Regions from separate parts of the Homo sapiens genome. Here region 1 is linked to region 2. A link is a loop called in an ENCODE intact Hi-C map of the cell type or tissue named here. Cell type or tissue: Calu3. All regions are shown on one strand. Links, peaks and the distances in the headings refer to the core of each region. The heading gives the core; the rest is flanking DNA. Region 1 overlaps CRACD (capping protein inhibiting regulator of actin dynamics). Region 2 overlaps CRACD (capping protein inhibiting regulator of actin dynamics).

Region 1 (16,115 bases), core at 5,169-10,168, 76 kb before region 2:
AGACAGCGTGAGGCAGAATCTGTCTCTCTCTCTCTTTTTTTATTTTTTGCAGTTTACTCAAAAGGTAAACAAAAATATCTTGCTATCACTATTAACACTATAAGAAATTTTTGTTCAAAAGAGAAAACCAAATTTTACTTTTGCATTAGTGTATTATCAATAAAGCTAATTTTAATAAAACCTTATAAACAAACTCATTCAATGTCAGTCAGCTTTTGACCACACCAGATTCCCATAACCCTTTTATAATCTCGTACAATTAAAAATTTTTTCAACTTTTTATATTTTAATTTTATCTACATTCCTTTTATTCCTTCAATTTGAAACAACCTTTAAGTAACTTAAGTAACCTTTAACTAACTTCAAACTGGACAAACTTCAAACTAGGCAACTCTAGTAACTTCGCCTAGACAAATTTTTTTTTAACAAACATACATTTTATGCCTTTATAACTTCCATCATCAAAAGCATATCTTGCTTTTATATACTATACAGAATTGTTTTTCTTACATCTAGTTGTTTTAATTACATATATTAACTACATGAACTCTTTAACCCTAGTTTTTAGTGAAATCCCTAGGAAGTAATTTTGAACTGTTTTATATCAGTATTTGCAGATAAAAATTATTAAATTATTCTATAAATTTTAGAAAGATGTTTCTTCCTATATTTTATTAACAGACGTAAATATATTTAGCTTCTCTATACCATACAAAAATAAGATGCCAAACTATATAAACTTAAACTTAGGTTTGGTAATTAATGTTTTAATATTTTTTAACTTACAAATGACTCCCATTTTATGATTATGCTTTAACATAACATCACTTTAAGATTTAAAATTACTGAAAAACATTTTGAAAGTAGGACACAGGTACCCTCCCTAATGTCTTTTCCAGTCCTCCTGACTCACAGGTAGTCACGCAGCATCCAAGGTGGCTATGAAGGGCAGGGCTTATCTGAGTCCTGAATTTACATGCCAGGAGAAGAGCTCAGGACAGAAGACAGAGCTGTGAGGTCGATGCCCTGGAGGATCCAACCCCTCTCAGAATATCTGGGGCCAAAGCTCAGGCAGGAAGAAGGGGTCATAATGGGCTTGACTCTGACTTGTAGCTGCTGGTTGAGGCACTGAGAACGTGTTTCCAGACTTCACCATGGCTACCTATGCAGAACTCTTAATTCAGAGGCTAAAAACTAGAAACACAAGATCACAGTCAAATCAAGCAAGTATAAAATTATGTTTAACAGATAATTTTGAAACCATTCCTATTTTTAAAAATACCTTAACCTTTATTTTAGGTTCAGGGATATATGTGCAGGTTTGTTATATAGGTAAACTCGTGACTTGGGGGTTTGTGTACAGATCCATTCCTGTTTTAGCAACAATTTAAAAACTAGCTATATTTACCACATATAATCACATATGCATAACATGTATAGACATAACAGACACATAGACAGAAGCAGATCTTACAGATTTGTAAGATTCCTCATTTGCCACTTTTCAAAGTTTCTTCCCACTGTCAATCTCTTGATTACCTCTTTTATGCTTAAAACAATTGTTAGGGAGGCAACTCTAAGTTTGCAGCTTTAAAGAGAGGACACAGGCAAAACAAGGTAAAAGTTTACATCTCAAAGCACAGAACTTAGATTTAAACAAAGGCAAGGTTTGTTAGGTAAACATTAATCCATTGTCTTCCCCATAACTAAAGTTCCTAGTAGTTTAGGTTTAGAGACAGAGATACCCTTACAAATGAAGATTTCCTTTATAGATGTAAATTTCTTTTACAAAACGATTTGAAGATTGCCAGTTAGATGAGTTAAAGGTGTATTTGAGTTCTATAGGTGGTCTCTTTAACTTAGCTGTAATTACTGAGTTTAGGGTGGTGCCCATTAAGGAACAGAGCAAAGGAAGAGTTCTCCATGCCTGGTCTCTGCATGTATAGATCTGAAAAAGAAGCAAGCTCACTTTACCCTAAGGGCTACCTTTTATGAACACTTTATCTAGAATAAAGCATTTTATTTGCCTTTCTTGAAGAGTCTTTAAAAAATATTAAAAATATTGAAATCTTTTTAGACACTTCTGCATATCAGTAGGCATCCCTAGATGAGACTAATTTGGGAGCCCTCGTTTTCAAATGCATTTCTTCAAGTTCAATGTTGTGCATTTGTAACATTCCATTGTAATTTTAAATGACCTTTAGTAAGATTTTGCCATTTCTAAAGCAATTACTGCTTCCAGGGCCTACTATAATACTTATGTCAGAGGCATTTGGACCAGAGCAACTCCATCTTGAATAGGGGCTGAGTAAAATGAGGCTGAGACTGACAAAGGATTTTTCCCAGTCACTTTGCAAGCTGGGAACCTCTGGCCAGCAATGCCCCTGCCCAGGCCTAGCTTGGCCATACTGCCTCCTGCAGGAGGAGGCCTGCCCACTCCGCCTGCCCAGGCCATGCCTGGCTTGTGCACCAGCTCAGCCCATGGCTGTTCCAGGTGTGCCCCAGCCTGCCTTTGTTATAGCCTGTACCCAGCTTTGGCAGTTCCTGAGTTCTTGTCCCACATCCAAGAAGAATGAGTATACGCTGACAATTGAAGAGTTAGGAAGGTAGAGAAGAATTTTATTGAGCAAGGAAACAGCTCTCAGCGGAGAGGGGATGTGCAGGGGTCAGCCACCCATGGTCGGGTGGTTTCTCCCCCAGTGCAGCTGAGTCCGGGGCTTTTATGGGCTCACAATTGGGGAGCGCGTGCTGATTGGTTTGTGAGTATGCAAGAAAGGTTAAAACAAAGGCACAACTAAATGTGGGCATGACAGTATAAAACACCAATTAGGGAAGGATAGGTATGTGTAAAACAGGGGAAGGATGGGGATTAATTAGAGGAAAGCATGACAAATGGGAAGACAGGCTCTCAATCTGGTCCATGGATTTGACTTGTAGCTTGGCTTTCAGGCTTTAAACTGTCTTTGGCCTGGAGGTGGGGTTTCACTGGGGACCTGCCCCAATCTGCCTAGGTATTTGAGTGCCTCCTGCCACTATCAAGACCTGCTGGGCTGTATCCCCAGGAGGCTATTCATTTTTAGTCACAGGATGAGCTAGGAGGTTGGCACAATATACAGGTCACAAAGACCCTGCTGATGAAATGGGATGCAGTAAAGAAGCCAGCCAAAACCTGCCAGAACCAAGATGGCGATGAGAGTCACTTCTGGTCATCCTCACTGCTCATTATATGCTAATTATAATACATTAGTATGCCAAAAGACATTCCCATCAGCACCATTATAGTTTACAAATGCAATAGCAACATCTGGAAGTTACCTTATATAGTCTAAAACAGGGAGGAACCTGCAGCTCCAGGGATTTCCCACCCCTTTCCTGGAAAACACATGAATAATGTACCCATTGGTTAGCATATAATCAAGAAATAACCGTAAAAATAGCCAACCAGCAGCCCTTGGGGCTGTTCTGTCTATGAAGTAGCCATTCATTTACTCCTTTACTTTCTTAATAAACTTACTTTCACTTTACTCTGTGGACGTGCCCTGAGTTCTTTCTTGTGCAAGAGGCAAGCACCTTCTCTTGGGGTCTGTATCAGGACCCCTTTCCAGTAACACTTCCACATGTAAATGTAGGCATAGCTGGACAGTGGAGTAGTTAATTCTTTTGAAATTATGGATCTCATTTTTACCTTGAATCTTGGCTTGGGCTCTCAGATCCCCTTGATCAACTTAGCCAATGATTTTTCCCTACCAAAGTACACACAAAAAAAGAAACAAAGGGGGGAGAACACAAAAATACCTGCAGATTTCCAAAGCCTAAGTTTGCCACCCCTGCAATATTGCCATTTACTACCAGTTTCTGTCTGACCCAGTTAGATATCTAAGGCCTATAAATGGATCCAAGCCAGTTAATTATTGGATCCAATCTGATCCTGGACTTAGTCCAGTTTCTGTCATGACTTCCAAACCCAGTTTGCATCAGAAGTTTGCTCAAACAAACTCAGAGAACTCACAACACAAATCTGTGGAGTTTTGGAATCCAAGAGAGAGCTTACCGTGCCCCAGTTGCTGCACAAAAGCAGTGGACACCATGGGCCTAGCAGGTAGCCTGTCTTGGCCATTCAGTGCTCCTGGAGGTCTCTGTAAGCTCCACTTTGGATCTCACTTCAGATGCCATCTGTTAAAAGACAAACCTTAGACAAATTAAAGAGTTTAATTGAGGCCGGGCACAATAGGTCACACCTATAATCCCAGCACTTTGGGAGGCCGAGGCAGGTGGATCACCTGAGGTTGGGAGTTCAAGACCAGCCTCACCAACATGGAGAAATCCCATCTTTACTAAAAATACAAAATTAGCCAGTCGTAGTGGCGTATGCCTGTAATCCCAGCCACTCAGGAGGCTGAGGCAGGAGAATCGCTTGAACCCGGGAGGCAGAGGTTTCAGTGAGCCAAGATCACGCCATTGCACTCCAGCCTGGGCAACAAGAGTGAAACTCCACCTCAAAAATAAAATAAAATAAAATAAAAGAGTTTAATTGAGCAAAGAATGAGTCTTGAATCTGGGATCACCTCCACTTCCACAGCCCCTACACCCCCAATCCCCAGGCCAGAGTACATTCAGAGAGACTCCAGTACAGCCACATGTTGGAAGATTTATGGACAGAAAAAGGAAAGTGACATTAGTAAATGGAAATGAGGTGCGGAAACAGCTGGATTGGTTACAGTTTGGTGTTTGCCTTATTTCTGGATTGGTTACAGTTTGGCATTTGCCTTATTTGAACACGATTTGAATAGTTGGTCACCTTTGATTGGCCAATACTTGGTGATTAGCAGAAGAGTAGGTTATGCTCTGTTTACACATATAGTTAGGTTACAGTTTACTATGGAGAAACCTTTTGGCTGAATTTAAAATATGTAAGGAGGCAGCTTTAGGCTAAACCTAATTTAACAACTGAATGACCAACTGAAATACGTTTTTAGGAGAACATCCAGTAAACCTGAAGATAATAAGAAAGCCTGAATGGTCTCATTCAGGGTAGAAAGGGTGAGAAACAGATTGGTAAGACTCAGGTAATTTTCTCCTTGCTGTGAATTTCTTGTCTTAGTCCATTCAGCTGTTTTAACAAAATACCATCCTGGGTGGCTTATAAACAACAGAAATTGATTTCTCACAGTTCTAAAGGCTGGAAAATCCAAGATCAAGGCACTGTCAGATTTGGTGTCTGGTGAGGGCCTGCTTCCTTGTAGATGGCCATCTTCTCACTGTCACTCCACATAATGAAAGGGGTGAGAGGGCTCTCTCAGATTTTTTTTGTAATTAAAAAAAAATAACAAACCTGCACATGTATTTTTTTATTTAAAAAATATAGGCCGGGTGCGATGGCTTACGCCTATAATTCCAGCACTTTGGGAGGCCAAGGTGGGCAGATCATGAGGTCAGGAGATCAAGACCATCCTGGCCAACATGGTGAAAACTCATCTCTACTAAAATACAAAAATTAGCTGGGTGTGGCGGCACTTGCCTGTAATCCCAGCTACTTGGGAAGCCGCGGCAGGAGAATCACGTGAACCCGGGAGGCGGAGGTTGCAGTCAGCTGAGATTGCACCGTTGCACTCCAGCCCGGGCAACAGTGTGAGACTGTCTCAAGGAGAAAAAAAAAAGAGACATATCGCACCACTGCCCTCCAGCCTGGCGACAGAGCTAGACACTCTCTCTCTCTCTCTCTCTCTCTCTCTCTATATATATATATATCAAACAGTTATTTTTTTTTAAGAGACAGTGTACTGGCCAGGCACAGTGGCTCACGCCTATAATCCCAGCACTTTGGGAGGCCAAGGTAGGCAAATCATGAGGTCAGGAGTTCGAGACAAGTCTGGCCAACATAGTGAAACTCCGTCTCTACTGAAAACATAAAAAATTGGTTGGGTGTGGTGGTGTGCGCCTATAATCCCGGCTGAGGCAGGAGAATCATGTGAACCCGGGAGGTGGAGGTTGGAGTGAGCCGAGATCGCACCATTGCACTCCAGCCTGGGCAACAGTGCAAGACTCCATCTCAAAGAGAAAAAACAAACAAACAAAAAAAGAGACAGCATACTGCTCTTTCACCCAAGCTGGAGTGCAGTGGCGCAGTCATAGCTTACTCTAACTTCAAACTCCTGGGCTCAAGCATTCTTCCCACCTCAGCCTCCCAAGTAGCTAGGACCACAAGCACATACCACCACACTCAGCTAATTTTTTTAATTTTTAAATGTTTTTGTAGAGATGGGGGTCTCACTATGTTGCCCAGGCTGATCTTGAACTCCTGAGCTCAAGTGATCCTCTCACCTCAGCCTTCCAAAGCATTGGGATTACAAACGTGAATCACTGTGCCTGGCTCATATGTCTTTATAAGGACACTAATCCCATCCATGAGAGCACTGCCCTAATGACCTAATCATTTCCTGGAGGCCACACCTCCTAATACCGTCACCTTGGCAGTTAGAATTTCAGCATATTAATGCTGGGGCAACATAAATATTTAATCCATTGCACTTGTGCATATGATTGAATTGGCAGTTTATCATAATGCATATTTACTGCCTTGTTTTACTTTATCTTTCTTTGTATCTTGTCTCTTCAACTGGACTATGAGCTCTTGAGAAACGAGTCTAAGTCTGTCACCTGTTTATGCCCCTGACAGTCTCTAGCACAATGTTACACATAGAGACAGCATAATAGATATTTGTTGATTGCCTGATGTTTGCTCACTGAGTAGTATTACTATCCTCAATTTATCTTTTGGATGCTGAGGTTGAAGGTGACTAAGAGAATTGTACCATTCTTCCGGTGGTTCTAAATGCATTATTGATTAGTAACAGAATTGACTAGCATAAATGGCAGTTGAGGATTTTCTTCCTCTCTTTTATCTTGTGTCATTTTAGCAGAAAGTGAAGGACGATTTCCAAGCCTCCTAAGCTGCATGATAAATAACTGCTGGATAAATTAATATGCTCTTATAGATGAGAACAAAACAAGGGACCAGGTCTGGCTGTCCTGATTTTGCTTTCCTTGTTCAGCCCACTGACGGGAGTAGCCCTTGCTCTTGGTTCAGGTCCCAGCTCCTCCCTTGCTTGTCTGTAGCTGTGGGTGAGTCATGGCAACCTTGCTGGCCCTCCCTTTTCCAATTGTAAAAGAGAAATGCGTTGCCACCAGATGATGTCTTAAAGCGCCTCCAACTTCTGGAATGGAAGACCCTCTGGAAACACAGAGCTGTGTGGTTGCAGGAAATGGGCTCTTTGCATGATAACTAACTCATCTTCCTCTCTCCCCCAACCAGATTTCCTGCTGAGGTAAGTAATGTGGAGTGGGTTTTTTGTTCTTTTTCTTCAGCCTTCTGTTCCTTTTGTGTATGTCTGGCCTTGTAAATATGGTGAATAAATGCTATAATTATAACCCTTTTTGACAGCTCTGTAATTTAATTGTAATTCATTCTGAGCATCTATTTAAGACAATGATGTGTATTGAAGATACAGCTGTTCCAATCTCATCTGCTAAACTGACAGGCATCGGTTGGAATCATAGTCCCAGTAACTGTAGGAACTTCCGATCTATTCAAGACCAAATAGAGGGATACACTCTCTGTGGGGTGTGTGTGTGTGTGACTGTGTTCCATATCCTGGTTTGGCAAAAGTGGTAATGTAGTATTTGGAGAGAAGCGGCATTTAAAATCGGCCTTTGCAAAAATATGAAAATTATTCTGAAGTAGAAAATGTCAGGCCGGGCGCGGTGGCTCACGCCTGTAATCCCAGCACTTTGGGAGGCCGAGGCGGGTGGATCATGAGGTCAGGAGATCGAGACCATCCTGGCTAACAAGGTGAAACCCCGTCTCTACTAAAAATACAAAAAATTAGCCGGGCGCGGTGGCGGGCACCTGTAGTCCCAGCTACTCGGGAGGCTGAGGCAGGAGAATGGCGTGAACCCGGGAAGCGGAGCTTGCAGTGAGCCGAGATTGCGCCACTGCAGTCCGCAGTCCGGCCTGGGCGACAGAGCGAGACTCCGTCTCAAAAAAAAAAAAAAAAGAAAAAAAAAAAAAAGAAAATGTCTCAGGTTTACTTTTTGCAGAAAGCTAAGCTGAATATTTTTGATTAACATTCAGAGGGGTCCCTCTGTAAACCTGGAATTGATTCCTGGTAGCACTGGCTGGGGGTCATTGCTCATCAGATGTCCGAGTTTCCTAGGGATGCCCTAACAAAGTACCAAAAACTAGATGGCTTCAACAACAGACATACTGATTATGTAAACCAAGAAGTATCTGAGGCAAGTCTCAATCAATTTAGAAGTTTATTTTGCCAAGGTTAAGGACATACTCATGACACAGCCTCAGAAGGTCCTGACAACATTTGCCCAAGGTGGTTGGGCTTCAGCTTGGTTTTATACATTTTAGAGAGACATAAGATATCAATCAATACATGTAAAAGTACATTGGTTCAGTCCAGAAAGGGGGAGGTGGGGTGGGAGGGGGAGGGATTCCAGGTCCTAGGTGGATTCAAAGATTTTCTGGTTGGCATTTGGTTGAAAGAGTTTATTAAAGACCTGGAATCAATAGAAGGGAGTGTCTGGGTTAAGATAAGGGGCTGTGGAGACCAAAGTTCTTCTTATGCAGATGGAGCCTCCAGATAGCAGGCTTCAGAGAGAATAGATTGTAAATGTTTCTTATCAGACTTAAAGAGTCCGTTCTGTCAGTATTAAAGTCTCTGTTTTAATGTTAATGCTGGTAAGCTGTGCCTGAATTGCAAAGGGAGGAAGGTATAAATAATGAGGCATATTTGACCACCACTTTCCCTCGAGGCCTGAATTAGTTTTTCAGATTAACTTTGGAATGCCCTCGGCCAAGAGGAAGGGTTCATTCAGTTGGTTGTGGGAGCTTAGGATTTTATTTTTTGTTTTACAATTGTGTCACAGCTATGGAGGCTAGAAATCCAAAACCAAAGTGTTGGCAGGGTTGGCTCCTTCTGAGGGCTGTGAGGGAGAATCTTCTTCTTGCCTCTGTCCTGGCTTCTGGTAGCCTTAGGTGTTCCTCGGCTTGTACATGATGTTGTCCCTGTGTCTTTACGTTGTCTTTCTCTAGGTGTGTCTTTGTCTCCCAATTTCCCCTTTTTACAAGGACATCAGCCTTATTGGATTAGGGCCACCCTACTGACCCCATTTTAACTTGATTACTTCTAAAAAGACACTGTCTTCAAATAATGTTACATTCTGAGATAGTAGGGGTGAGGACTTCAAGATACCTTTTGGTGGGGGACACAATTTAATCCCTGTCAAATGTCTGCTTGAATATGAAGGAATTTTCTTCTTTTCTTTTTTTTCAAGTAGAGACAGGGTCTCACTATGTTATCCAGGCTGCTCTCAAACTCCTGGGCTCAAGCAGTCCTCCTGCTTTGGCCTCCTCAAGTGCTGGGATTACAGGAGTAACCACCTCACCTGGTCTGCTTTCTTTCCCTCCCTTCCCCTCCCTTTCCATCCCCTCCCTTTCCTTCCCCTGCCTTTCCTTCCCCTCCCTTTCCTTCCCCTCCCTTATCTTCCCCTCCCCTCCCCTCCCTCATTTCCTTCCCTTCTCCCCGCTTCCCTTGCCTTCTCTTCACTTCTCCCCTCCTTCCCCTCCCCTCCCTTCCCCTTCCCTTCCCTCTTTTCTTTCTTTTCTTTCAACAGGCTCTCTCTCTGTCACCCTGGCTGGAGTGCAGTGGCATGATCATAGCTCATTGTAACCTCAAACACCTGGCCTCAAGCAATTCTCTCGCTTCAGCCCCACAAAGTGTTAGGATTACAGTCATAAGCCACCATGCCCAGCCTAGAAATTTTCTTCCTATGACTGCAAATAATTTCAGTCCCAAAGGCTTTTAGATGATTGCAGGAAGAATCTCACAAGAATTATTTATTTCATAATGATATTGTTCTTCTCATTTATTTTGGGCTATAACATAGAGCAATACATTTACCATCTTTCTTGCTATTTGGCCAGGTAGTTGCAGAGTAGCCTGTTGTGCCTTTTGACCTTCAATGCCCTGAATATAGCTTACAGAATGTGAGATGTTATGAAAGAATCTATAATGGGGGACCTCAGAACTTTCTAACTGGTAGATGAATTGAAGATGGACTCATCTAATTGAAGATGAATAACTTGCCTCTTCCCCAACCCCCAGTTCTCTTCTTACCTTACTTTTACTCCCTGTTGCAAGAGGGAGTTTGAATATAATTCAAGAAGATGCTCCTAGTAACAGGAAATTCCTTCATTTGAGGATTCTGGTGGGCTAGACCACAGTAGGTTATGAAGCAAATTTGAGAACAGTAAGATTAAGGAAATGGAATGGAGATAACTCAATGTGATAGAAATAACAGTGAAATGAATATTAGGTTTTGTTCGTTTGTTTGTTTGTTTGTTTTTGAGACAGAGTCTTGCTCTTTCGCCCAGGCTGGAGTGCAGTGGTGTGATCTCAGCTCACTGCAACCTCTGCCTCCTGGATTGAAGCGATTCTTGTGCCTCAGCCTCCCGAGTAGCTGGAGATTACAGGTGCATGCCACCACACCCAACTAACTTTTGTACTTTTAGTAGAGATGGGGTTTTGCTACGTTGGCCAGGCTGGTCTTGAACTCCTGGCCTGGAGAGAACAGTCAAATTGTTATTTCAGCCTCCCAAAGTGCTGTGATTACAGGGGTGAGGTACCATGCCCTGCTGAAATCAATATTAGGAAAACATCCTGGTCAAGGTTATGCAACTCATGTGATCTTGGAGAAGTATATTCACCTTTTGTTTAGTAAGTGTTCATTGTGAGCATTGGGTCACTAGGTGATTTCTCAGATACCTTCTAGCTTAAAGTCCCATGATTTCAGGGACAGTTAGACAGTAATGATTTAGGTCAATGCTTAAATGTGTGTGTTTAGTAAGAAGTTGTAAAAGGTGTTGGGTAAGATATTTAATATAATCTATGAAAACATAAATGACCATTTGGTGCATTCAGGCTTACAGTATAATACTGCAGGCAGATAATATGAAGAAACTAATTGGGAGTATTTGGTTGAAAGAAATACAAGAAAGGAAATAAGATTATATTTGATTGAAAGAGGAAAAAAGGAATAAAATCACTCAGAAACTTACCTTTGGTAACGTAGGCAGGGCAGTGGTCTGGAGGGCCAGTTACACTAGCTCCTTCACTGCAGCTTTGATCAGCAACCATACCTGTATTCTTATTACTGATCAAGTGTTTTTCTGCAGCCAAATTCTTACTTTCACCATAAGCTGAAATACTCCTAAACACAGAAGAAAAAAAGATTAGACTGAAGTCCTTTGTTTTCTGGGAGATTAGCACAGGGATCTAATTAGGGGAACTTGTGATTTCCAGTCTCTGCTCTTGTAACCAACTGTTGCCTCTCCCTAAATAAGCTTGTGGAACTTCACTCTGCTCACTAGGATATGAGACAGTGGGATTTTCATTGGTGTATGCCCAAGGATAAGTTGGAGTTCTTTGAAGGAGTCAGATAGCCTGCTGGGGCCTGCTGGAAGAACGGTACAAGCCTCCCTGCAGCTGTTGGTGTGCTGTGTGACTAATACAAGATGTTGATTTCAAGGACCATCTGGAATGGAGGCAAACCAATAAATTCATTTTAGCGGACTGGTAAAATTCTTTGCAAGCCCGGCTTTTGATTTTTTTTTTTTGGAATTCCATTCTTTGAAGTTAGAATTCTTTGGGGAAGGGGTTGGGTTGACCATAAGGCATGATCTTTCATTTATTCACTACTGACTAGTACAAATAATAATATGGTACACTGTGACATGCAGTGTATTATAGCCTTGAACAAAGGACTGTGGGCATAGTGGATAGCAAAATTGATTAGTCCTAATAGGGGAGCACAGTCCCTGGTAGTTCTGCTTGTGACAAGTGAGGGCAGGCTTCCAAAAGGATATATCATTTAGCTGGATCTTGAAAGATAGATAGAAAGTAAAAACTCACCAGATGGAGAAGTGAAAAGAAGGTCCAGGTAGAGAGAGAATCATGTACAAAGAAAGCATTTGGTGTATTCAGAATCCAGCGTCCTTGGGGTTTGGGATTTGTAGTGAGGAGTGGTAAGCCAAACCCCTGGAAAGAGGGTAGGTTAGGGCTAGATTATGAAAGATGTTGAATATTGTGCCAAGCTAGGGAGTTGAACTTGATCCTGTAGTTAAGAGGGAGACACTGTAAATTTTGAAGCATGATCAGATCCGCATTTTAGAATGATCAACCCGACAGCCACATGAAGAATGGATTGGAAAGTACAAAATTGCAGTCAGGAAAATGAATTTGGAAGCTATTGAAATACTTCACGGAAGAAAAGCCACAACAGTATGTTTGGTGTACATATTTGTTATTAAGGGGAAAAAAGAATATAAGTTAAGATTTTCTTGTAAATGCATACAAATATATTGAGAGGTTCACATAAAACAGCAGTATTTTGAGGAAGGGGAAATTGGCTTGAGGAATGGGGTAGGAAGAAGAATTTATTACTAATACTCCAAAAGCAAATGCAGCAAAAACCAAAATAAATAAATGGGACATAATTAAACTGAAGATTTTCTGCACAGCAAAAGAAATAATCATCAGAGTAAACAGACAACCCACAGAATGGGAGAAAATATTTGTAAACTATACATCTAAGAAAGGACTCATATTCAGAATCTGCAAGGAACTCAAACAAATCAGCAAAAAAAATTAAAAAATAAAATAAAAAAACTCCAAAACCCAAATAATCCCATGAAAAAGTGGGCAAATGACATGAACAGACATTTCTCAAAAGAGGATGTACAAATGGCCAAGAAACATGTGAAAAAAGGCCCACTATTACTAATTATTAGGAAAATGCAAATTAAAACCACAGTTCACCACCTACTACCTTACCCGAGCCAGAATGGCTATTATTAAAAAGTCAAAAAACAGTAGATGTTGGCATAGATGTGGTGAATACAGAACACTTTTACACTGCTGGTGGGAATGTAAATTAGTACACCCTCCATAGAAAACAGTATGGAGATTGTTTAAAGAACTAAAAGTAGATATACCATTCAACCCAGCAATCCCACTACTGGCTATCTACCCAAAGAAAAAGAAGTCATTATATCAAAATGATGCCTGCACGCATATGTTTTTTGCAGCACAATTCACAGTTGCAAAGATATGGAGCCAATCTGAGTTCCCATCAACCAATGAATGGATAAAGAAACTGTGGTATATATACATATCACAGAATACTACTCAGCCATAAAAAGAAATGAAATAATGTCTTTTGCAATGACTTGGATGAAGCTGGAGGCTGTTATTTTAATTGAAATAACACAGGAATGGAAAGTCAAATAATGTATGTTCTCACAAGTGGGAACTAAGCTATGGGTATGCAAAGACATACAGAGTGGTATAATGCACTTTGGAGACTCTGAAGTGGGGAGAGTGGGAGGGAAGTGAAGATTAAAAACTACGTATTGGGTACGGTGTATGCTACTTGGGTAAGAGGTGCACTGAAATCTCAGAATTCACCACTATATAATACATCCATGTAACCAAAAACCACTTGTACCCCAACAACAATTGAAATAAATATATGTAGACATATAAGGTAAATAAAAATAAATTTAAAAGAATTCACTTTATGCCTTTTTTAACTTTGAATTTTTTCACCTCTGGGAATATCTTACCTGTTTAAAAATTAAATTAAAGGGCCAGGCGTGGTGAGTCATCCCTGTAATCCCAGCACTTTGGGAGGCCGAAGCTGGTGAATCACTTGAGTTCAGGAGTTCGAGAACCTAGCCAACATGGTGAAACCCCATCTCTACTGAAAAACAAAAACAAAAACAAAAACAAAAAAGCACCGCAAAAATTAGCTGGGCATGTGGGTGGTGTGCGCCTGTAATCCGGCTACTTGGGAGGCTGAGGCAGGAGAATCACTTGAACTTGGGAGGCTGAGGTTGCAGTGGGCCGAAATCACGCCATTGCACTCCAGCCTGGGTGACAGAACAAGACTCCGTCTCAAACAAACAAACAAAAAAATTAATTAATTAAATTAAAGAAATAAAAGTTAAGAAACCAGTAAACTTAAAAAAAAAAAAAAGCAGCAGATCTTCACCTTATAATGGCCATGGTAAAATCTCCTGAGTAGAAGTTCTTGAAGATGTTGACAGTAGGCAAGAGATAATGAGCACCTGAACTAAGGCAGTGTGGCTTTAATCTCTTTTTAAACCACAGGTTCATCTCTTTTTCGTTTTTCTTGATTCTTTTCTCTTTTTTTTTTTTCCTAATAACACCTTGAGTTTGTTCTCTTGAGTCTCCCACAGTCTGGGTTTTGCTAGTTGCATCCCTGTGGTGTACTTTATAAATGTTCCTCTGTCCTCTTTATTTTATGTAAATTGGTAGGGATTGAGGTGCTTTCAGATTTAGATTAATTTTCCCTTTTCAAGACTATTTCATATGTGGTGTGTTCTTCCATCAGGGACAGATCATGTCAGGTTGCCTCATTTTTGTGGGTCTTCTAGTACTTTTATGGTTTCATTTTTAATATTTTAGTCTTTGTTCCACTTGGAGTCTATCCTGGTGTCTGGTGTGAGTGTGGTTCCAACTTTTTCTTTTCCAGTTGGCTGTCCAGCTGTCCCAGCAACACTTATTGAATGGTCTTTCTCCACTGACTTAAAATGCCATTTTTATCATATATGAAATTCTCAAATGTATTTGGTCTGTTTTCTGGGCCTTCTGTTCTATTCCATTGATTTACCTGTCTATTCATACAACAGTTTCACACTGTTTTAATTGTTACTGTTACTATCTTTTTAAATTTTTTTAGACAGGGTCTCACTCTGTGCCCAGGCTGAAGTACAGTGACGCAGTCTCAGCTCACTGCATCCTCGAACTTATGGGCTCAAGTGATTCTACCACCTCAGCCTTCCAAGTAGCTGGGACTACAGGCACTTGCCACCAGGCCTGGCTAATTTTTTAATTTTTTGTGGAGACAGGGTCTTGCTACATTGCCCAAGCTGGTCTTGGATTCCTGGCCTCAAGCAATCCTCCCTCCTTGGTTTCCCAGTGTTGGGATTACAGGTGTGCACCACCAGGCCTGGCCTGTTTTAATTGATGAGGTCTGTAAAACATCTTAATATTTGACAGAGCTAGTTTCTTTTTATTACTCTTTTTTTTTCAGAGTTTTCTTCGCTATTTTTTTTTATTGGAATTGCATTTGATTTCCAAGTTAAGAAGAATGACATCTTTATGATGTCAGTTTTTCCTATCTGAGGCCACACTATGCTTTTCCATTTGGTCACTTGTCTGTCCTTTAAAAATGACTTGAAATTTTGTTCATGTATCACCTTCACATTTCTATTAAGTTTACATCTAGGTCTTTTGTTGTGTTGGCTGCTATACTTGAGGTCTTTTCATCCATTATATCTTCTGTTTGTTACTGGTGGAAGCCATTGCTTCACATTGATCAGGCTTACTAAATTTTCTTGTGTTTTAATAGTTTTTCAGGTGATTATCTTGAGTTTTTCATCATATCATCTGTACATAGTGATGGTTTAATCTAGTTAATTAGGAAAATGCAAATTAAAACCACAGGGAGGTACCTACCACCTTGCCCCAGCCAGAATGGCTATTATTAAAAAGTCAAAAAACAATAGATGTTGGCATGGATGTGGTGAAAAGGGAATGCTTACACATGGCGGGTGGGAATGTAAATCAGTACAACCTCTATATTGTATAGTCTTATATTGACCTAATTTCTTTCTGTTTCTTTGGCTTAACCATGTACATACTTAATCCTGCTTCAAACATGTTTTTTCTTCAGTTGCTAGTTCTAGTTTACCACATAGTGTCTTTTGGCTTAAAGCCAGCTCTTCCAGCACAAGACTGCTCCTGGAAGCAGGTGACCTCACTATCTCCCTTACCTTGAAGCTGGGAGCCAACCCTTTACCCTGAAGTTGGGAGCCAACTGTCCTCAATTGGTAAAAGATCTGGAGAGGGTTGAGTGTCAGAGGATACAAGCCTTAGCCCATGTGCCCTTCAGTGTCCACCTGAAGTCTTCACTCTTTGGTCTCCACACACTTATTCTTGCAAGGAGATTAGCTCTTCATT
Region 2 (16,115 bases), core at 6,445-11,444:
TTCCATTGTGATCTCTCTACAGAAAACCCACCTGGTAAACCAACTCACCCTACAGTAGTAATCATTTTCTTATCCTTTGAAAATGTTTGGTGGGGCACAGCGGCTCATACCTGTAATACCAGCACTTTGGGAGGCTGAGGTGGGAGGATTCCTTGAGCCCAGGAGTTTCAGACCAGCCTGGTCAACATAGTAAGAACCCATCCTAAAGTAAAAAAAAAAAAAAAAAAAAAAAAAATTGCTGACAAATTTGATAATAGAAAGCACTATGGGAAAAACAAAGATAATAGATGTGATCCCTGACCTAACATAGTACTGGGGTGGAGATAAGATGGTATCACTATTGTCAGTAAAATCACATTGGCCAGGCATGGTGGCTCACGCCTGTAATCCCAACACTTTGGGAGGCTGAGGCAGGTGGATCACCTGAGGTTAGGAGTTCAAGACTAGCCTGGCCAACATGGTGAAACCCCATCTCTACTAAAAATACAAAAATTAGCCAGGCGTGGTGGTGGGTACCTGTAATCCCAGCTACTTGGGAGGCTGAAGTAGGAGAATTGCTTGAACCCAGAAGATGGAGGTTGCAGTGAGCCGAGATGGTGCCACTGCACCCCAGCCTGGGCTACAGAGTGAGACTCCGTCTCGAAAACAAAAAACAAAAAAAAAGAATCACATCTGTGTCGTACTTTACAACATGCAAAGCACTTTTATTTTCTCTCTCATTAAAGGCTTGATTACAGTAACCGTAAGGTCAAACAGCATGAGATTCATACAAAGAGATTCCTGAGGGACAAAAGGGAGCAAGAAAAGGTTTGTGGGGCTGATAAGGTTTGAGCTGGATCTCAAAAGATGGTGTATTAGTCTGTTTTCACACTGCTATAAAGAGACTGTGTAATTTATAAAGAAAAGAGGTTTAATTGACTCACGGTTCCACAAGCTTAACAGGAACCATGGTTGGGAGGCCTCAGGAAACTTACAGTCATGGTGGAAGGTGAAAGGGAAGCAAGCATGTCTTACCATGGTGGAGCAGGAGAGACAAAGAACAAAGGGGGAAGTGCCACACACTTTTAACCATCAGATCTTGTGAGAACTCACTCACTATCACAAGAACAGCATGAGGGAAATCCACCCCCATGATCCAATCACCTCCCACCAGGCCGCCCCTCCAATTCAACGTGAGATTTGGGTGGGGACACAAATCCAAACCTCATCAATGGGTAAGAACCGAATTTCGAGACTGGCACTGGGCAGTCCATGCAGCAGAAGACCCTATGCGGTAATAGAACCCAGTGATGGTATTTGAGGAACTTACAGGTCAGGTTTGCCTCATGGGTGCTTGAAGTAGGGTGACATTAGATAATAACTTTTTTTTTTTAAGAGACAATGTCTTGCTCTGTCACAAAGGCCGGAGTGCAGTGGTGGGATCACAGCTCACTGCAGCCTCAAACTCCTGAATTCAAGCAATCCTCCCACCTGAGCCTCCTGAGTAGCTGGGACAACAGGCACGGGCCACCACGCCCCATGAATTTTTTATTTTTTATTTTTAGAGACAGGGTCTTGTAGTGTTGTTGCCTAGGCTGGTCTCAGACTCCTGACCTCAAGCCATCCTCCCGCTTTGGTCTCCCAAAGCACTAGGATTATAGGTGCCCAGCACTGCTTACACCATTCTTAGTGTTTTACATATCATAAATTTAATTCTAATGAAAGCCCTGTGAGGTAGGTCCTATTATTATCCCCATTTAACAGTTAAGGAAACTGAGGCACCTGGAGGTTTAGAGACTTGCTGAAAGCCACACAGCTGGTAAATGGTAGAACTAGGTTTCAGAGGTAAGAACTAATCCCTAAGAGGTAAGAGGTAATCCCTACACTACACAACCTCTGTTTCATAGAGCCAGAGTACTTTAGGGCTCTGGCATGAAGAGCCTTAAATGCCAAGCAACCACTGCAGCTTTATCTGGGAGGATTTTGGCATGGGAAAACACCAGTGGTTTCTGAGCTGGCAAATTAACTCCTTTAAGATTAATATAGGGGGCTAGGTACAGTGGCTCATGACCGTAATCCCAGCACTTTGGGAGGCTGAGGTGGGCAGATCACTTGAGGCCAAGAGTTTGAGACCAGCCTGGCCAACATGGCAAAACCCCATCTCTACTAAAAATACCAAAATTAGACGAGTGTGGTGGCACGCGCCTGTAATCCCAGCTGCTTGGGAGGCTGAGGCGTGAGAATCTCTGGAACCCCAGAGGTGGGAGTTGCAGTGAGCTGAGATTGTGCCACTGTATTGCAGCCTGGGCAACAGCGTGAGATTCTGTCTCCGAAAAAAAAAAAACACAAAAAACTCGGGAGGCCGAGGCAGGAGAATGGCATGAACCCGGGAGGCAGAGCTTACAGTGAGCCGAGATCGCGCCACTGCACTACAGCCTGGGCGACAGAGCGAGACTCCGTCTCAAAAAAAAAAAAAAAAAAAAAAGATTACCGTAGGGTTTCAGAGAAAGCTGAATTGGAAAAGATGCAACTTGGAGATCATTTACAGATGTCAATTATATTGCAATAGAGTGGAGGTAAAACCAGGGCAACAGTAACAATTATACACTCATTGATTTTTCGACTGCTCTCGGGGTTCCTGCATTTATTTCTGCAGATTCCCGTTAACATCTTACTGTGTGTTCAAGAGCAAGTCCTCTGGCTCCCACTGCTGCCGTGGTCAGGGTGATGAGCATCATGCCAGTGACTTCCTCTCAAAAGGTCCGGGAAAACAAAGTCTGCAACGGCTTCAACATAAAAAGTAATAATAAAAATAAAAGCTTCACCTGAGCAAAGGTTACAGTGTGTGAGCCCTAACCATTGCTGCTGGCATGCTTATTAGCATAATCATCCTATCCATATAGTATTCCAGCAAATTGCAATGACTCATCCAGGCCTCCGCTGAGTTTCCTAAGCTCTTGACAACTTTAAGCACAGAAACAAGCCCTTCAAAACGCCCTGTATTTTGATGTATTTGCTGCCAAAGTGAGCCTGACAGTACTATGTTTTTATTCTATAACAGTCTTTTATTCCCTTTTATTTTTAGAGGCAAGGCCTCTGTCACCTAGGCTGGAGTATGGTGACGTGATCATAACTCACTGCAGCCTCGAATTCCTGAGCTCAAGCAATCTGCCCGCTTCAGCCTCCTGAGTAGCAGGGACTGCAAATGTGCAGCACTATACTTGGCTAATTTTTTTTTTTTTGATACAGAGTCTCTGTCACCCAGGCTGGAGTGCAGTGGCATGATTTTGGCTCACTGCAACCTCTGTCTCCCAGGTTCAAGCAATTCTTCTGTCTCAGCCTCCTGAGTAGCTGGGATTACAGGCGTGAACCACCATGCTTGGCTAATTTTTATATTTTTAGTAGAGGGGGTTTCACCACGTTGGCCAGGCTGGTGTTGAACTCCTGACCTCAGGCGATCTGCCCACCTCGGCCTCCCACAGTGCTGGGATTACAGGCAAGAGCCACTGTGCCCGGCGAACCTGGCTAATTTTTTATTATTTTTTGTAGAGATGGGCTCTTGCTATGGTTCCCAGGCTGATCTTGAACTCCTGGGTTCAAACTATTCTCCCTGCTCAAAGCGTTGGGATTATAGCCATTAGCCACCATGCCTGGCCCTAAAGTCGTTGTTTGGAGCCTCTGGGTAAAATCTTGGAGTTTAATTCATCTGACTCTGGGTAAAGGAAAGGAAAGAGGAGGTGGAGTAAAGGAGAAATACCAATGTGTGTTTCCTGCTGTCTTTCTAAACCCATAATGAGTTAGATCAAAGGGCTTAAATGTTTTAAGATGTAGGTAGAACAGGACCCTGTAAACCTCTGTGAGTTTTTCTTAGTGCTAAACGCATCTTCCCTTAGAATTGACTAAGCCTATTCAAAGCCTCTAGTCTGTAGCTAATGGTTCCTGGAGTGGGTTCATGGTATTTGAACCTTCTTGGGTAGGAGTGGCATGGATGGAACCCTATGGGCTATTGTTCTGTGCATCAGGTACCAGGATCAGGTTTTCGAGAACTGACCTCAAAATTTCCCATGATTTTAGGCAAATGTCAAGGATTTTTCCTCTTCTTCTCCTTTTTTCTTCCTCTTTTCTTAATTTCCTCCTCTTCTTCTTACCTTCCTCCTCCTGCTCTTCTTTTTTTAAAAAATTCCATTTTTATTTCAGATTCAGAGAGTACATGTATAGGTTTGTTACAAGGGTATATTACGTGATGCTGAGGTTTGAGCTTCGTTTAATCCAGTCACCCAGATAGTGACGAAAGTACCCAATAGGAAATGTATCAGCTCTTGCCCCCCGCTCCCTCCCTCTCTCCTATTGGAGTCCCTAATGTCTGTGTGTTCCCAAGACTTGGTTCCCACTTATAAGTGAGAACATACGATATTTAGTTTTCTGTTTCTGCATTAATTCACTTAATTGCATGTCATCCTCGCACAGGGACCATGATAATCTCCATATCGTTCCAGTTGTAGTGTATGTGCTGCTGAAGTGCTCCTACTCTTCCTCTTCCTCTTCCTTCTCCCCTTTCTTTCACTTCTTTGGTCTTATGAGATCGCTACTGATCTTTACAGATATTGACTGTTTAATTTGGGTGGAGGAGATCAAGATGATGTAGATCTTCTATGTGGAATGGGGACTTACGGCACACCTATTTACTTTTTCAGCCGTGTCTACACATAGATATGAGTCATAAGGCTGCATTCCTGTATTTTTAAAATCTTCATCAGCACACCCATGTTCATTGCAGTGCTACTTACAATAGCCAAAAAGGAGAAACAACCCAAATGCCCATTGATGGATGAATGTATAAACGTGATATGTACATACAATGGAATTATTCATTCTTAAAAAGGAAGGAAATTCTGACACATGCTACAATGTGGATGAACTTTCAAAACATTATGCTAAGTGAAATAAGCCAGGCACAAAAGGACAGATATTATATTATTCCATTTAAAGGAAGTACCTGAAATAGTAAAATTCAAAGAGACAGAAAGTACAATAGTAGTTACCAGGGACTGCGGAGAGGGGAGAATGGGGAGTTATTGTTGCATGGATATGAAGTTTAGGATGATGATAAGGTTCTAAAAGTTGATAGTGCTGATGGTTTCATTGTAATATGAGTGTATTTAATGCCACTGAACTGTGTACTTAAAAAATGTTAAAATACTAAATTTTATGTTACATACATTTTATCGTAATAAAATCTTGATCAATATTATACAAATATGAAAAAATTTATGGCTGCTGGGATCCCACTTGGTAATGACAGATTTTGTGTTTAAGAATTAAAACTGGGCTGGGCATGGCGGTTCACACCTGTAATCCCAGCACTTTGGGAGGCCAAAGCAGGAGGATCGCTTGAGCCCAGGAGTTTGAGACCAGCCTGGGCAACATGGCAAGATCCCATCTTTATGAAAAAAATAAAAACTTAGCCAGGCACGGTGGTGCACGCCTGTATTTCCAGCTACTTGGGAGGCTGAGGTGGGAGGATCCCTTGAGCCTGGAGAGTTCGAAGCTGCAGTGAGCAGAGAGACCACTGCAGCAGAATGCCTGGGCAACAGAATGCCTGGGCAACAGAATGAGACTCTGTCTCAAAAAAAAAAAAAAAACAAAGTAAAACTGGTATATCCTCTTTTGTATAACATTTGCAATCGTGGGTGAACTGGAACCCTCTTAATGCTCCTTTCTTGTCGTGATCTAGCAGCCACCATTCATATAATGTCATTTTCTCTAAGAAATCCAAACATCTGTAAACACTGTATTAAGCCGTGTCAATAGGAGCCAGGAGCTTGAGCTCTGGTTTCTGTTTTGATTGAGTCTCTCTCTTCACTTTGCTGGGCCTCAGCTTCTCCATCCATAAAGACTTGGGTCTTGGACTCCATGAGCACAGAGGGGCCCTTTCTGCAGTGGCTGTTGGCTGTGTGAGGGCTGTCCCTGTCATCGCTGATACAGTACACTGCCTTTTGCTGCTTCCAGTTTACTCGTAGAGACTCACTAGAGATGTGAAGAGCAGCGCTCCAGGCCTCCAGGCATAGGTGCAGAGAAATATTGGCAGGCAGAGTGGAATGCAGGCTCAGAATAGGTCTGCGAGCTCAGGATTTCCAGTCTTCTGCATGAGTTTTTACATTGTCTTTGAAGGATTTCTGAAAGTGAAAGCACAGGCGATGTTATCTGTTAAGGTTTTTGCATTTTATCTTCCTCCTAATCTGGACTTTACCTCACTTACAAAATAATATAGCACAGAGCCCGGGGGATGAGAGTAACAAAGAAATAGAAAAGATAGGAGTTCTGTGGGAAGATTGATGAATTCATGTTAAGTATGCAGAAACAGTGGGAAAGTCACTCCACTGTAGCTGGAGACACATGAGGAGAAGAAGAGAGTATTGGAGTGAGGCAGTTATTAAAGGTAAAGCCAGAAGAGCAACCTCAGGCTGTTCTCCCATCAATGTCTTTGGAAAGATAACTGCAGGAGGCAGTGAAAAGTAGAGGGGCAAGTCCAAAAGCTGGTATCTTTGGGCTGATTAGAAATGCCTGATGAAATGTTTCAAAGCCCAACCTGTCTGTCAATAAAAATAATATCAATGACAACAGCAAATCAGGACAGAAATGTAGAAATGACAGTTAAAACATCTCAGCCATGCTCCTTTGTACATGTACATAGGAGAGCTGACTGCCTTCTAAAGCCCCAGGAACTTCTGCTCTTGGGACCTCCAATCCAAAGGGACCATTTTTCTGGCCTCTGTAAGTCGGGGCTGTGATTCTTTTCTAGGCTTATGAAAACTGTGAAAACTGTTGCTCAGATACCAGTGCTGTTCTGAACTTCCCAAGTGGGCCTTTCTTCCTGTCTTTGTAGAGTTGGCTTTTACCATGCGTGCTTTGCATTTGACTTCAAATCTTGTTTAAATTAAAATGATTGTTAAATGACTATATTGACAATCCTCCAGTTGAAGGTTTAAAATCTGTGGGATTTTAGAGGTCTTTATACAGCTCTTCTCACAAGCAAGAGGCTGCTCTGGTTCTCAGTAGCAGAAGAGAAGGTTCCCACCTGGCAAGTCCATTTTCTATCATTTGAGCAGAGAGAGAGTGAGGGAAAGTTGCAGCATTGAAGCTGAAAGGCCCCTCTCTCTTGGTTCCCTCTTAAAAGGAAGCAGGGAGAGGTGGAGTTGGCCTGCTTCACAATCAACTGCGAAAGGTCTTTAAATGTCAAGAATAAAGAAGTCCGGACGAACTCTGCTAAGGTACAATTTGTGGTAAATTGCCTCTCCACCTCCCAATCATGTAATTTGCACTTCCCAGATGGTTAAGGACCATGGTTCCACCAAGCTCTGTGTTCATTAGAACATGGTTTCAAGCTGAGATCTCCACGCAAAGGCTATTCAGTTTCAATTCCAACCCTGCCTCAAATTTTGGAACTTTGGGCAATATTTTTACCCACCTCAGCTTCCCCTTCAGAGAACAGGAAATAATCTACATTGTAGAGTTGTTTGGAGCTGGAACTGGTAACCATGCTCACCAAAGATTTAATATTAGATTTAATATTATACAAATGCTGCCCTCTTTCTCCTGCTCTCACCACATGACTGACATACCTGCCCCCATTTTGCCTTCTACCATGATTGTAAGCTTCTTGAAACCCTCACCAGAAGCCAAGGAGATAATTGGTGCCATGCTTATATAGCCTGCAGAACCATAAGCCAGTTAAACCTCTTTTCTTTATAAATTACCCAGCCTCAGATATTTCTATGCAGTAACACAAAAATGACCTAATATAGAAAACTGGTACCAAAGAATGGGGCATTGCTATAAAGATACCTGAAAATGTCAAAGCAGCCTTGGAACTGGGTAACAGGCAAAGGTTGGAAGAGTTTGGAGGGCTCAGGAGAAGAAAAGATGAGGGAAAGTTTGGAATTTCTTAGAGACTGGTTAAATACTTGTGACTAAAAATGCTGATAGTTATATGGACAGTGAAGGCCAGGCTGATGCGGTCTCAGATGGAAATAAGGAACTTACTGAGAACTGGAGCCAAGGTCTCCTTTGTTGTACTGTAGCAAATAAATTGGCTGCATTGTGTTCATTCCCTAGGGATCTGTGGTAGTTTGAACTCAAGAGTGGTGACTTAGGGTATCTGTTGAAAGGAATTTTTAAGCAGCAAAGCATTTAAGATGTGGCCTGGCTGCTTCTAACAGTTTACACGCAGATATGCCAAGGAGGGGGACCTTAGGAAATAACCCAGGCTCTCAGTTGAGGCTCTGGGAGGACCACACCCTAGAAGTGGAGGCAAAACAGAAGTAGTCTGAGCCTTACAAAGATTTCTAACCAGCCATGAATTAGCTCAGTCTTTGATTGGATTGAAGTGATGTGCTTCTTTGCTGTTTGAAGCCTTCAAGAAGATCAGGTGAGTCCTCTCTGGAAGGAGAGAACCCAGCCTCTAAATTTTTTTTTTTTTTGAGACAGAGTCTTGCTCTGTCGCCCAGGCTGGAGTGCAGTGGCACAGTCTCGGCTCACTGCAACCTCCACCTCCCGGGTTCACACCATTCTCCTGCCTCAGCCTCCCGAGTAGCTGGGACTACAGGCGCCTGCCACCACGCCCAGCTAATTTTTTGTATTTTTAGTAGAGACAGGGTTTCACCGTGTCAACCAGGATGGTCTCCATCTCTTGACCTCGTGATCCACCTGCCTCGGCCTCCCAAAGTGCTGGGATTACAGGCGTGAGCCACCGCGACTGGCCACCTCTAAAATTTTTGAGGCATGATGTGTGAAGTCTAATTAAAAATTACCAAGCATCTAAGAAACAGACCACAAGAAAAACAAGATAATAGACAGAGACCTAAAGGTGACCTAGATGTTGGAGTTTCAGATAGACTTTCAAATAATTGTGATTAATATATTCAAGAATATAGTTTACAGGATGGAGAATTTCAGCAGAGAACTTAAATTTATTAAACAATTAAGTGGAAATTTGAGATCTAAAATATACTTCTGAAATTAAGAACTCAGCAGATTGGACTTAAAGAGAAAATTAGTGAACTGGAAGCAGGTCCATAGAAATATCCAGTCTGAATCATATTGAGTAAAAAGAATGGTAGCTATAATAATGAGAATAAAAGTTATGTGGCTTGTAGTTAAAAGGGTTTAACATGGGAGGATCAGAGAGAGATTAGAGGAAAAATGGGGCACAACAGTATTTAAGAGATAAAGGCTGAGAATTTTCCAAAGCTGATGAAAGACATCAAGCTACAGATTTTAGAAGCATTGTGTAACCCAAGCTGAATAAATTAAAAGAAGCTCACACCCTGCTACACCAGAGTAAAACTGCTAAAAAACAAAGATAAAGAGGCTAACTTTAAAATCAGCTATAAATGAAAGATAGCTGTATTAGTGTGCTCTTGCACTGCTCTGAAGAAATACCTGAGACTGGGTAATTTATAAAGAAAAGAGGTTTAATTGGCCGTGATCCTGCATGCTGTACAGGAAGCATAGTGGCTTCCACTTCTAAGGAGGCCTCAAGAAGCTTCCAATCATGGCAGAAGGCAAAGAGGGAGTGAGGTGTTTCACATGGCAGGAGCAGGAGCAAGAGAGAGCAAGGCAGGAGGTGCTGCATGCTTTTAAACAACAGGATCTTGCAAGAACTCACTCACTACCATGAAAATAGCACCAAGGGGATTATGCTGAACCGTTCATGAGAAATCCATCCCCATGATCCAGCCACCTCCCACCATTGGAGACTACAATTTGACATGAGATTTGTCGGGGACACAGATCCAAACCATATCAGTAGATCATGTGTCTTTTCAAAGATGCAGTAATACAAGCTTATCTACAAAAATTCTATGCTTCAGGTGTTCAGGTGTTCAGGTGTGGTGGCTTATGCCTGTAATTCCAGCACTTTGGGAGGCTAAGGTGGGAGGATTGCTTGAGGCAGGAGTTCCAGACCAGACTAGGGAAGATGGCAAGAACTCATCTCTACAAAAAATTTTAAAAGTAGCCAGGTATGCTGGCATGAGCCTGTAGTCCCAGCTACTTGGGAGACTGAGGCAGGAGGATCCCCTGAATCCAGGAGTTCAAGGTTGCCCAGCAGCTATGATTTAGCCACTGCACTCCAGCCTTGGTGACTGAGACCCTGTCTTAAAAAAAAAAAAAAGAATCAGCAGTCATGTTATTATAATTGATAAATAAACTTAGCAAAGTCTCTGGTTATAAGATCAATATATAAAAATAAGTTACATTTTATATCCACTAATTAAAAAATTAGAAAATAGAAATTTTAGTCTATACCATTTACAATAAATTCAGAAACACCAAATATATAAGAATAAACCTATCAAAATATGTACAAGACCTCTATACAGAAAACTTCAACACATTTGTTAAGAGAAATTAAAGATGATATAAATACATGAGGAGTCAGCCCATGTTCATGGATTAAAAGATTCAATATTGTAAAAACATCAGTTTAAAAAGTTATAGATTTAATGCCATCTAAAAGCAATCTCAATAGTATATTCATGTATGTGTATATGTATAAATTTATGTAGAAGCCAGGTGTGGCGGCTCACGCCTATAATCCCAGTACTTTGGGAGGCCAAGGTGGGCTGATCACTTGAGGCCAGGAGTTCTATACCAGCCTGGCCAACATGGCAAAACCCCATCTCTACCAAAAATACAAAAATTAACCAGGCGTGGTGGTGGGCACCTGTAATCTGAGCTACTTGGGAGGCTGAGGCAGGAGAATTGCTTGAACCCAGAAGGTGGAGGTTACACTAAGCCGAGATCATGCCACTGCACTCCAGCCTGGGTAGCAGAGCAAGACCTTGTCTCAAAAAAAAAAAAAAAAAAAAAGTAAAAAGAAAAAAAAGAAAAGAAAAGAAAGAAAGAAAAAAACCCAGAAAACCAGAGCTGAAAAACTTAAACTACTAGATATCAAGACTCCTTAAAAAGCTACAGCAATTAAGATAGTGTGTTATTGGTATAAAAACAGGTAAGTAAAAAAAGTAAAAACAAAACAACAACAACAAAAAACAGACAAGTAGACCAGTGGAACAGAGGCCAGAAAAAATTATAATATAGACAGTTACTTAATTTATAGCAAATTGCTCATTGTCTTCAAACCTTAGTTTCCTTGTCCATAAAACAGCCTTACTAACAGTGCCTACCACATAAGTTTTAAATATTATATATCAAAAAGATTCTGATATTATGTTAAAGAGGTTAGCATATATGCAAGATACATCACAAGTGTCCAATAAAATTTAGCTAGGATAAATGTTACCACTGTGACCACCACTATTATAATTACTACTACTGCTATTATTACTTTTCATTTTCTCTATTTTTCAATATGATCATCTGGAAGTGAGTAATGAATGGACATCAGATCTTTGCCGGCAACAGGAATGTTTGGAGTTCAACACCAAAGAGCAGGAGAGTGCCAATTCTTAGCCTATGTGGAAAAATAAATCAGGGGGATAGACTTCATGACGCAGTCAAGGTTGACTTAGAAACTGGAATGGAACTTAGCCTAGCACTGGTGTATTCTGTACACACAACTGTGAGAAATTAGTAAACATATATATATATATATATATATATATATATATATATATATATATATATATATGCCCTTTGCAAAAATACAATGTAGAAATGAAGTCATTTACCCCTTCTCTCAACTGAGTCATAACCAGGGATCTGAAAAAGAAGTTTAGACAGAGAATATTCAGAAGTGCGATTCCACAACTTCAAATGAAAAGTTTATTTCATAACATTTTTAGGTGAACTTGGAAGCTCAGTTTGTGACATAGGTCCCAGGTTCTTTGAGGACAGGGAGATCATAACATATTAATCTCCCTGCATGTTTCCTAAAAGAGTGCCTCATATTTCATAAAGGGAATTGCTGCTATATGGTGCCCTGGGTTATTTAGCTGAAGACGTATGCCTTATTCTAGCTATTTAGTGTCTTCAACCCTCTCACAGTCCAGGCCCCATGGCATCTGCACCGTCTTCCTCTCCCATACCCTGTGTCACTCATGATGGCAATACTATATGACCTTCTACCACTTTAAAATATGGCAGCTGGCTGGCATGAGATTATTCTCAGCAGATCTGAGTTCAGTTTCTCACTCTACTCCTTCAATTTGGATGTCTTTATATAAGTTATTTACTCTCTGAGTTTCATCTGTCACAAGATGGTGATGATGGGGATTAAATGAGATAATGAAAGTAAAACTCCACACAGTTTTTTTTTTAAATCAAAGTAAGGGTTGATGTTTATAATAATTATTATTATTGCCTAAGATCACATAGCCAGGAGGCTCACATCCAAGTCTTTCATTTGTAAACCTCGCACACTTTTACACCGTGCTGCCTGTAATTTAGCAAACTAGATGATAAAATTTGGTAATTAGTCTTCCCAACTGGGTCTAGACTTGGGCAGATAACAAGTACAGCTGCCCCAGGACCTTGCCCACTGCATTCTGTAATTCAGTTCGGAGGCACTGCCTGGGAACACCTGCCCCCAACGCTGGCTATTCTTTCATGCACTTGGTCACTGAGAAAACCCCAGTAGGGGCCCCTTTCTGGGGAGGGGAAGGAGGAGGTTGTGCTCTCTCTCCCCTCCAAGTGCTGCCTGTGTTGCCTGGCATTGTGGCAATGTGCATGCCTTGCTGCTCTTCCTGCCCCTGTGAGGAGCTGGCAGCCTCAGTGTGTACTCTTTCCCAGAGATAAGTTAGTTTCCAAGATCAAGTAGGGAACAGTTTGCTTCCTTACTGCTATCTTACTCGCTTACTTCTGCTGCTTCCTCTTTGTGCATTTCTTTTTTTTTGTTTGTTTTTTTTTTTTTTTGAGACTGAGTCTCGCTCTGTCTCACCTAGGCTGGAGTGCAGTGGCGCAATCTTGGCTCACTGCAATCCCCGCCTCCCGGGTTCAAGCGATTCTCCCATCTGAGTCTCCCAAGTAGCTGGGATTATAGGCGCCAGCCATCATGCCCGGCTAATTTTTTTGTTTTTGTTTTTGTTTTTTTGGTATTTTTAGTAGAGACGGGGTTTCACCATATTGCCCAGGCTGGTCTCGAACTCCAGACCTCAGGTGATCTGCCTGCCTCTGCCTCCCAAAGTGCTGGGCTTGGCATGAGCCACCGTGCCTGGCTGTCTTTGTGCATTTCACACGGCTTATACCTCATTGTCTGGTAGAAGTCCAGACTTCCTCCAAGTCCAGACTTTCAACTAAAAAGTGTTTTAGCTGGGCTTAGTGGCTCATGCCTGTAATGCCAGTGCTTTGTGAGGAAGCCAGGAGTTCAAAACCAGCCTGGGTAACATAGCAAGACCCCAGCCCTACAAAAAATAATATAAATTAGCTGGATGTGGGAGCAGATGTCTGTATTCCTAGCTACTCTGCAGGATCACTTGAGCCCAGGAGTTTGAGGCTACATTGGGCCATGATCACACCACTGCACTCCAGCCTGGGCAACAGAATAAAACCTTGTCTCTAAAAAATATAAATAAATAAAAATAAAAATTTAAAAAGTTTTTGTTGGATACCAGCCACCTATAAGGTGTTCCATATATGCAAAGCCTGTCAGAATGGCCCTAACACAAATGTCTCCCATTTTCCCGAAATTGCTAAAGCATTTATTGTCTCTATCAACAATTCTCTAGTCCTCTTCCAAAGTCTTTGTTTGGGATGTGTACATCTTTCTTCCAGTTTGGTTGTCATCTGAAAGAAAGAAATCCTTGCCTCTTACTTCTAGATTTGCATGTTACTTAATAAATTCTGGTTGGCAAGACTTACTGGGACAAAACTGATAGTGACAGCTCAGCTGGAGAAAGGCTCTTCCAATTAAAAGTTCTGCAGTGCCTTCTGTCTTGGATCCTATACAAATAAGTAACTGTCTTTGTGTTCTCACGGTGAATGGCTCTGAACCAGGGCTATGTAAGAGATGGGGACCCTTTTGTCTACCCAGCTCCTTGGCTGACCCCCAGCAGACAGGGACACAATGCTGAAAGTGCTTGCCGAATGAGACTGGGAATGTGGGTGGAGTCCCTCCAATCAGGAATAATGGAAAACTGAATTGCCAAAAGAAATTTTATCCTAATAAAATGAAGCACATGATTTACCTTCCAGGTCCTTCAACTATTCTATGGGAACCCGGGCATTTTCCCATGACAGTATTTTTATCCCTGATGGGGGAGCAGAAAGTGAGCAGACAGTTCAAGCAATGTCACAGGACAACATCCTGGGCAAAGTCAAAACTCTTCAGGTAAGACAGCTTGAGAGTGGAATTACGAGCCATAGGAGGGGCCCAGTTATGAAGGGAAGTGGGAAAAGTCCCGAGCTTGGCCTTGAGTAATGGATTGGGAGGTCCAGAGGTCACTCCTGGTGAGAATTATTGCTTTCTTGAATTCAACTGTATTCTCTGGAAACCTCCTGCCTACCTGCAAGAGCTACACTATCACCACTGCAGCCATCTGCATGACACACCCTCTCCTTTTCTTTCAAATTGTTCCCTCATATTTTACTGGACATGAAAACAAGTACCCAAGAGAAGCTGCAGGACTTGGGGCCAGGCGCGGTGGCTCAGGCCTGTAATCCCAGCACTTTGGGAGGCCGAGGCGGGTGGATCACTTGAGGCCAGGAATTCAAAAGCAGCCTGGGCAACATGGCGAAACACTGTCTCTACTAAAAATGCAAAAATTAGCTGGATGTGGTGGCACACACCTGTAATCCCAGCTACAAGGGAGGCTGAGGCAGGAGAATCACTTGAATCCGGGAGGCAGAGGTTGCAGTGAGCCGAGATCATGCCACTGCACTCCAGCCTGGGTGACAGAGCAAGGCTCTCTCCCCAACAACAACAACAACAACAAAAAGCTATAGGACTTGGATGAGAGGAAGAGTTCCTAACCGTTAAGCATTGCCCATAATCCCTGAATCAGGGCTGACTGTTGACTGAGCGTGTGCACAACACATATCCACTTTCCGAGTCTCTGTAATTGGACAGTGAATGATACGACTCTATTTTTCTGTTGTATTTGTAAATCTCGCCACCCTAAGCCACCTTGTCTCAGAAGAAAATCACAAAGCTCTTAAGCCACTTCCAGTTCACTCTGCAGAGTGGGGCAGTTTTCCTACCTAAAATCTACTCGGGTGGTACCTCCCTAACAATGAAAATATAATAAATAATTATTCACTACATATGATTGAAATGACAGATAATACAGGAAAAGCAAGAAGAGCAGAGGCACTTAGAGCCTGACTATGAGGTCTGCCTAGCTGCTTGGCAGATAGAATTCTCTCATCTGGCCAGGCACAGTGGCTCACTCCTATAATTCCAGCACTTTGGGAGGCCGAGGTGGGTGGACTGCTTGAACTCAGGAGTTTGAGACTAACCTGGGCAACATGGTGAAACCCCATCTCTACCAAAAATACAAAAGTTAGCCGGGCATGGTTGTGCATGCCTGTAGTCCCAGCTTCTCAGGAGGCTGAGGTGGGAGGATGGCTTGAGCCCAGGAAGCAGAGGTTGCAGTGAACTGAGATTGCACCACTGCATGCCTTCCTGGGTGATAGAGTGAGAGCTTGTCCAAAAAAAAAAAAAAAATTCGCTTACCCAAGAGAAATGCCCAAGCAAGCACTTCTCTGAGGCTCTCCAGCTAGCTGCTTGGAGGGTCTCCAGGTTATGAACAGAGGGCTCTGGTCTGCTGGCTTCCACCTGTCTGTAAGTCTACAACAATGGATTAAATGAATGAATCAATAAACGAGCAAAAAAAAAAAAAGGAAAAGAGAACAACTGCCCTCAGTAGCTACTGATATGCTGAAGCACTGTACTCAGTAGAGATCAGCAGGAGATCGAGACCATCCTGGCTAACACAGTGAAACCCCGTCTCTACTAAAAATACAAAAAATTAGCTGGGCGTGGTGGCAGGCGCCTGTAGTCCCAGCTACTCAGGAGGCTGAGGCAGGAGAATCACTTGAACCCGGGAGGTGGAGGTTGCAGTGAGCCAGGATTGCACCACTGCACTCCAGCCTGGCGACAGAGAGAGATTTCCTCTCAAAAAAAAAAGAAAATTATTTGTGAGGTGTTCTTGTTTCTATGGAGCGTAGGCTGTGTATTT

The links. Hi-C counts contacts between places; a loop is a spot of excess contacts. Peaks named below come from ENCODE experiments on the same cell type or tissue, not always from the same donor. Only the 100,000 strongest peaks of a DNase experiment are listed, where the experiment ranks them.
Region 1: a loop joins it to region 2, with 3.0 times the contacts of the local background. A loop is called at or near these places in 2 of 110 quality-filtered maps.

Annotation. Positions count from the first base shown.
Region 1 is chr4:56,208,949-56,225,063 of GRCh38, forward strand. The region is part of intron 2 of CRACD (capping protein inhibiting regulator of actin dynamics); the gene reads left to right. Among named protein-coding and RNA genes, the nearest start is that of CRACD, 170 kb to the left of the region's middle. In Calu3, for the core only: no CTCF peak of the experiment used is centred there; a DNase peak (open chromatin) is centred at 7,103.
Region 2 is chr4:56,284,084-56,300,198 of GRCh38, forward strand. CRACD (capping protein inhibiting regulator of actin dynamics) reads left to right here. Exons shown (of 11, transcript NM_001393381.1): 4 at 14,131-14,266. The coding sequence starts at 14,147. It also overlaps the pseudogene RNU6-197P. Among named protein-coding and RNA genes, the nearest start is that of AASDH, 95 kb to the right of the region's middle. In Calu3, for the core only: no CTCF peak of the experiment used is centred there; no DNase peak of the experiment used is centred there.